Regions from separate parts of the Homo sapiens genome. Here region 1 is linked to region 2. A link is an interaction called in ENCODE POLR2A ChIA-PET data of the cell type or tissue named here. Cell type or tissue: Panc1. All regions are shown on one strand.

Evidence for each region. ChIA-PET counts read pairs that join two places held together with the same protein. Peaks named below come from ENCODE experiments on the same cell type or tissue, not always from the same donor. Only the 100,000 strongest peaks of a DNase experiment are listed, where the experiment ranks them.
Region 1: POLR2A ChIA-PET joins it to region 2 with 6 read pairs; 2 of 35 experiments call an interaction of 5 or more read pairs at or near these places.

What each region holds. Positions count from the first base shown.
Region 1 is chr6:27,675,357-27,679,356 of GRCh38, reverse strand. No RefSeq gene overlaps it. Among named protein-coding and RNA genes, the nearest start is that of TRV-AAC4-1, 3.8 kb to the left of the region's middle. RefSeq lists an enhancer at 270-771. In Panc1, no CTCF peak of the experiment used is centred here; no DNase peak of the experiment used is centred here.
Region 2 is chr6:26,209,457-26,213,456 of GRCh38, reverse strand. No RefSeq gene overlaps it. Among named protein-coding and RNA genes, the nearest start is that of H2BC8, 5.2 kb to the left of the region's middle. In Panc1, no CTCF peak of the experiment used is centred here; no DNase peak of the experiment used is centred here; H3K27ac peaks cover 1,796 bases.

The DNA of each region.
Region 1 (4,000 bases), 1.5 Mb before region 2:
CTGGTATTAAAGGCGCGAGCTACCGCGCCCAGCCCTCAGACCCTGGTTAATTTGACAAGGTAAAGGAAAGAGGAGGCAGAAACTAACATTTTAAGAATCTGGGCCGGGCGCGGTGACTTAAGCCTGTAATCCCAGCACTTTGGGAGACCGAGGTGGGCAGATCACCTGTCAGAAGTTCGAACATGGCGAAACCCTGTCTCTACTAAAAATACAAAAATTAGCCTGGCGCGGTTGCTCACGCCTGTAGTCTTAGCACTTTGGGAGGCCGAGGCAGGCTGATCACCTGAGGTCAGAAGTTTGAGACCAGCCTGGCCTGCAGGGCAAAACCCCATCTCTACTAAAAATACAAACAATATCTCGGCGTGGTGGCACACGCCTGCAATCCCAGCTACTTGGGAGGCTGAGGCAGGAGAACCGCTTGAACCCGGGAGGAGGAGTTCGCAGTGAGCCGAGATCACGCCATTGCACTCCAGCCTAGGCAACAAGAGCAAAACTCTGTCTCAAAAAAAACCCCTGATATATATACTACACATTTTAGAGGTGTTATCTTCTATAACACTCCTTATATATAACTTCCTGAAATGCTGTGCGTGTCTAACTTTTAAAATGCTTCTTCATCTGCAAGTCATGGTTTGATGTCTCCTGCAGTCTATGCCTCATACTCCATGAACTCCACGCAATCAGTCTCTTTTTCATGACTGGACTTTTCACCTGAGGTTCCCTCTAGCTGAAAAGCTTTGCGCTTGGCTTTGCCTAGTTAGTTATCTTTACCTCGTGACTGTATCTCAGGGAAACTATTTTTTCTTTAGGAAAGACTTCCTTAAACTACATCAGTGAAAGTCCTGTATTCCTCGTAATACCATGAACTTTGTTCCCTTGCCACCTTTACATTTATGAGCATAATAACTAGATTGATGTCTGTCTCCCTAGAATATAAGCTGCATTTGGACAGGAACAGTGTCTGTTCTTGCTCATCAATGAATCCATACTGCCTTGCGCTCAATGAATACCTTTGAATATAAGACTGAACCCTTACCCTGATTCTCTGAGTAAACTATTATTTTCCTAATTTTAAGTTGAAGCACCGAGGCTTGCAGCGATCATCTGTCTTGCCTAAGTGTGGAGCTAGTATGTGAGTTATGGCTCACACACAGATATTCCTGGCTTTACAGTCTTGCTCATTCCTTAATATACTATTGGATGTGGGTATATTTTTAACAAATCTCCAAAGTTCTGATCTTTGTAATTCCCTATAAACTAATAATGAAAAAGAAATCACTAGAACAATAGTAATAGCTACAATTTATTACCAGCCATTAAATCAAGTATTTAATGATTTTTCATATGTAAACGAACAAAGCAAGCCTAAGGTGTAGGTGCAATTGTTGCTTACAATCATTTCCCTGTCTTATAGATGCAGAAGTTGAGGAGCAGGGACGTTAAATAATGTAAATAACTTCCTCAAGCTCACACAAGTTATAGAACTTGGAACCAATATTTCTATCCATGTGTGTCTGAGGTCAAAGTATTCCTCACAGCCGGGCAAGGTGGCTCATACCTGTAATCCCAGCACTTTGGGAGGCTGAGGCGGACAAATCACGAGGTCAGGAGTTTGAGACCAGCCAGGCCAACATGATGAAACCCCATCTCTACTAAAAATACAAAAAATTAACTGGGCGTAGTGGCAGGCACCTGTGATCCCAGCTACTTGGGAGGCTGAGGCAGGAGAATTGCTTGAACCCAGGAGGCGGAGGTTGCAGTGAGCCTAGATTGTGCCACTGCACTCCAGCTCAGACAACAGAGTGAGACTCTGTCTCAAAAAAAAAAGTATTCCTCACTATTGCAGTTTTCAGGAAAAAGGAAGGTTCTATGAAAAGACACTGGTATTAAGAGGGTGAAACTGAGCATATAATATGAAAATGATTTTTACAATATAGGGAGAGGCAGAAAAAGCTCAATATAGAGACACTCTGAGTATATGGAGAGTTGCCAGAGATAACTCGTACAAATATTATGCTTGTAATTGGTACTACTTCCTGGAGAAAATGGGAAGTGCATATTTCAAAGTAAAAGGAGGACATTTTTCATTTAAGAGAATGGGTATGAACAATGGCCCAGGAAATATTCCCTAATGCAAATTAAATGTATTGCTACCCTTGGATGCGGGCATTAGAGAAATACTAGTCTGCCGGGCGCGGTGGCTCATGCCTGTAATCCCAGCACTTTGAGAGGCTGAGTTGGGCAGATCACCTGAGGTCAGGAGTTCAAGATCAGCCTGGCCAACATGGCAAAACCTGGTCTCTACTAAAAATACAAAAACAAATTAGCCAGGCTTGGTGGCGCCAATTCCAGCTACTCAGGAGGCTGAGGCAGGAGAATTGCTTGAACCCGAGAGGCAGATGTTGAAATGAACGGAGATCACACCACTGCACTCCAGCCTGGGCAACAGGGTGAGACTCTGCCTCAAAAAAAAAAAAAGAAAAGAAAAGAAATTCTAGTCAGATACATGGTTCTTTTGGTGAAAGCTGTTTGTTTTGGTAGCAAGAACCATCCCACTTCCCTTAGAGTCCTTTCTCTTTCCACACTTCAGACGAATTTGCCTCCTTGCCCTCCTCAAATACACTGTCTTCCTCTAAGTCTCCCTGGAAGACTAGAAAGATCTCTAGGCAGGAAATCTGAATATCTGAGCTTCAGTCTTAGTGTTTATTATGTTGTGTCCTTGGGAAACTCAGTGACCTCTCTGAATTTTATTTTCTAATCTGTGAAATGGGATAATGAAACCTGTATTCTAATGTATTTTCAACAAATATTTATTGAATGTCACCCATATCTCTTCTAGGTATTAGTAATCTGACAGGAAACAAATATCTTGCCCTCATGGAGTTTGCATTCTCATAGGGAAGACAGAGAATATACAAAATAAATAAGTTATATAGTGTGTTTTTAAAATGATCGTAAGTGGGCCAGGCGTCGTGGCTCATGTCTGTAATCCCAGCACTTTGGGAGGCCGAGGCAGGTGGATCACCTGAGATCAGCAGTTCAAGACAAGCCTGGCCAACATGGCAAAACCCCATCTCTATTAAAAATACAAAAAGTAGCAGGGCGTGGTGGCACACTCCTGTAATCCCAGCTACTCGGGAGACTGAGGCAGGATACTTGCTTGAGCCCAGGAGATGGAGGTTGCAGTGAGCCGAGATCATGCCAGTGCATTCCAGCCTGGCAGACAGAGTGAGATTCTGTCAAAAAAAAAAAAAAAAAAAAACTGAGCCCTGAGATATCCTGGTACAAGGATGGAGGAGAGCAGGAGGAACCAGCAAAAGAGAAATTGAAGGAGAAAGACAATGAGTGGTGAAAAAATAGACAAATAGATCAATGACAAACAATAATGACAAATAGATCTAGAGAGACCAGAAATAGACCTGTACAAACATGGTAGTCAAGTAGTCAATCTTTGACAAAGAAGCAAAGGCAACACAATAGAGCAAAGATAGTCTTTTCAACAAATGGAAACAATTGAACAACTGAACTTCCACATGCAAAACAGTGAACCTAGACACAGACACACCCTTCACAAATATTAACTCAAAATGGATCATAGCTCTAAATATAAAATGCAAAACTGTTAAGCTAAAATATAACAGGAGAAAACCTAGATGACCATGGATATGGCAATGACATTTTATTTTATTTTATTACTCAATTAGAAAATGTTAATGAAGGATCAGGCCCAATATTAGCATAAACTACCTCAGTATCAATAAAAGATATTTTTAAAATCAGAAATAATTAAAGTGACACATACCTATTTTGTTTTTTTTATTAACTACATGGGCACCCATGAGAGGATTCTAATGATTCTAATAATCTTAGGATTGTCAGAAGTAACATATGGAAGAAGAAATAAGATAAAAGACCTACAAAAGGCCAGGCACAGTGGCTCACGCCTGCAATCTCAGCACTTTGGGAGGCCAAGGCGGGCGGATCACGAGTTCAGGAGATC
Region 2 (4,000 bases):
CAGGCATCTGAAACTCAGCACAACCAAGACAGACCTTATGATACTCTACCTGGCTTCACTTACTCATCCAAGTTTGAAATCTAGTCCCCATTCCAGACTACTCCCTTTTCTTTTCTGCAAATATTTAAAAATATACAAACTCATTGATTTTAACTTCTAATTTTGTTAATATTGTCCATATTTTTGTTTACTGTGGCTAACAACTGGAAATACTAATGTTGAAGAGTTGGACTTTGCCTAAAACTAGGTTTTATCCCTAATGGAATATTATGCAGCTGTTAAAAAGAATGCTTTAAAAAAAACGACATAAAATATGCTCATGGCATTGTATGGGGTAAATCCAAGTTGCCAAGTAGTGTATTCTTATTTACATGATGTCACACACACACACACACACACACACACACACACACATATAGTTTTAGGAAAAAAGAGTGACTATAAGGGTCAATGCCAAGATGTTAACAGTGCTGTTACATTTTTTTTTTTGGTGCAACAGACAGCTCCTCTAAAGATAACTTTCTCTATTTGTCTCTATCCCAAACTATCAATGGTGTGGTTAAGAAATAGGAAACTCGGCCGGGCGCGGTGGCTCACGCCTGTAATCCCAGCACTTTGGGAGGCCGAGGCGGGCGGATCACGAGGTCAGGAGATCGAGACCATCCTGGCTAACACGGTGAAACCCCGTCTCTACTAAAAATACAAAAAATTAGCCGGGCGTTGTAGCGGGCGCCTGTAGTCCCAGCTACTCGGGAGGCTGAGGCAGGAGAATGGCGTGAACCCGGGAGGCGGAGCTTGCAGTGAGCCGAGATCGTGCCACTGCACTCCAGCCTGGGCGACAGAGTGAGACTCCGTCTCAAAAAAAAAAAAAAAAAAAAAAAAAAAAAGAAATAGGAAACTCTCCCTAGGCCCTTTCCTCTCCAAGTCTCCCTGCTGTATGTTAAGAAAAATTAATTTATTCCACAAGTAATTATTGAGCACCAACTACATACCAGCTATTATCCTATGCAATATACAAATGAATAGAGTAAATTTAAGATACGCTGACTAAAGAAATCGAAAATCAAGAGAATAGAATATCCTAGCATAAAAGGAAATAAACCAGGAAAAAATAGACTAAGAAGTATTTGTGAACCACCTAATAATATGTGTGACTCTGAGCACATGTTCATGTTTATGAAATAATGTCCTAATGACCTCAAAGAGGATCAAATGGGAAGGCTAATTTAAAAAGTACAAAATGACTGTAAGGAACAGAGGAACAAGAAGGATTAAGGCCAGAAAGTGACATAATTTATGGTCATGGTTACCTCTGGGGGCAGTAGCAGGAAGATGACAGAAGAGGTCAAAGCAGTTTTTGGTAATATGACAAATATAACAGATATAACAAATATATTTGATTGACAATTGGGTTCAAGCATGGCCATCATATTATTCTTTATAACTTGTATATCGATTTATTACAATTTTAAATGTATCTAGAAGTACAAACAAGAAACAAGAAAAATAATGTACAAACATGTTTGTGGAAAAGTCACTTCAACTTCTATAAAAAGAACTTCTGTAAACTATGAAATATTGCTTATAGCAAAAATTTGGTTATGAAAAAGGAAATCTCCCCTTATACTCCAAAAGTCTGTAGATGCTGAAAAAAGAGTGAGCACTTAACAAAAATCTCTGCTACTATATAAGACTCGATTTTTTTTTCCCTTTTTCCCTTTTTTTTCAGATGGAGTCTCGCTCTGTCGCCCAGGCTGGAGTGCAGTGGTGCAATGTCAGCTCACTGCAACTTCCACTTCCCGGGTTTGAGTGATTCTCCTGCCTCAGCCTTCCAAGTGGCTGGGACTACAGGCCAAATGTGTGCCACCATGCCCGGCTAATTTTCGTATTTTAGTAGAGATGGGCTTTCACCATGTTGGCCAGCCTGATCTTGAACTCCTGACCTCAGGTGATCTGCCTGCCTTGGCCTCCCAAAGTGCTGGGATTACAAGCTTGAGCCACTGCGCCCGGCCTGTGAGACTTGTTTTGTAAGGGATTCTTCTTGAAATATTTTCCTTTTCTGCAAGGGAAAGGAAATACTTCACATGTACGCTGAAGTATTTCATTTTATCATTTGTAAATTCATTTAGATTTGTATTTATTTTATTCATATCCATTCAGGCACTTGTTCAGATAAATTAAACACATAATTTGAATTCAATATACTCAGTGCAAGAAATAGTTTTGTAAAAGATATGAGAATTGTTTTACATAATCAGAACAGTTGAGGGGTCAGGAAAGGGATTTTGCGTGGTTCCCGATGTTCAGAAGAAAGTCTACATTCCTGTCATTGGCCTAACAAGCCACTTGTCCAAGCATCAACCATCTCTTCCAATACCGACATGATTTATACTATTTTCTGAACTTTCTGAGTTCAAGCAATTCTCCTGCCTCAGCCTCCCAAGTAGCTGGGATTACAGGCGTGTGCCACCATGCCTGGCTAATCTTGTATTTTTAGTAGAGACAGTGTTTCACCATGTTGGTCAGGCTGGTCTCGAACTCCTGACCTCATGTGATCTACCCACCTTAGCCTCCCAAATTCCTGGGCTTACAGGCGTGAGCCACTGTGCCTGGCTAATCTTGTATTTTTAGTAGAGACAGTGTTTCACCATGTTGGTCAGGCTGGTCTCGAACTCCTGACCTCATGTGATCTACCCACCTTAGCCTCCCAAATTCCTGGGCTTACAGGCGTGAGCCACTGTGCCTGGCCTCTTTTCTGACATTCTATATAATATTTAATTCCTGCTCTGCTTCCCATGAGGGCATGTTTTGACTGACCAAATAGACTGAAAGCTCCTCAAGGGCAGGAAAAAATATAGAGGGAGGCGGTGGGGAGGTGTTGTAATGCTAAACAGTGTTGTTATGGATAGCCTCAAGAAGACTATGATATTTGAATACAAACCTGAAGGAAGTGAGTGAACAACACCTGCAGAAACCTAGAAGCTGAGTGGACCACTCAAGGGGAACCATTAGTACGTCCTTCCTGAGAGTGATGAGTACTTCTAGCAAGTTCCAGGAACTAGTCGAGTTGGCTAGGAAGGAGAGGAAGAGTAGCGGGATTTGAGGCTAAAGAGGTAACAAGGATCAGACAGTGTGGCGCTGTAACCCACTGAAAGGACCTTGAGGTGTTTTTTTGTTGTTGTTGTTGAGACGGAGTCTCGCTCTTTGGCCCAGGCCAGAGTGCAGTGACGCTATCTCGGCTCACTGCGTGCTCCGGCTCCCGGGTTCACGCCATTCTCCTGCCTCAGCCTCCCGAGTAGCTGGGGACTACAGGCGCCCGCCACTGCGCCCGGCTAATTTTTTGTATGTTTGGTAGAGACGGGGTTTCACCGTGTTAGCCAGGATGGTTTGGATCTCCCGACCTCGTGATCTGCCCGCCTCGGCCTCCCAAAGTGCTGGGATTACAGGCGTGAGCCACTGCTCCCGGCCTTGAGTTTTTCATTAAGTGACATGAGAACCACTTGGGGGGGTTTCAGCAGAGGAGTCATCTGATCTGAATTGCCCTTTATTGGAATTCCTCTGGGAGAACCAGGTGATGATGGTGTTGCAATAATAAAGGTAGGAGATGGCAGGGCTTGACCAGAGTAGCAGCAGTGGGAATGAGAAATGGTTGAATTCTGTTTGTGTTTTCAAGGAAGAGCTCATAGAACTTACTGATAGATTATTATGTAGGATGTGAAAGAAAAAGAGATGATTCCAACTAAAAGTGTATAAATGCCATTCACCAATTTCAAGATGATGAGATTAGCTGTTTGGCAAAGATAACGAGATTCTGTTGAAATTTGAAGTTCATATTAATTGGACTTTCAAGTAAATAACAGGGTCTCTGAGTATGGAGTACAACGCTGTAGGCTGGTCATTTAGTGTTCATGACATAAATATATATATATAGTATCTCCACAGCAACAAGGAAATATCAGTTCAAAAGAATCAGATGGAGATTTTCATTCTCCAGGTCCAT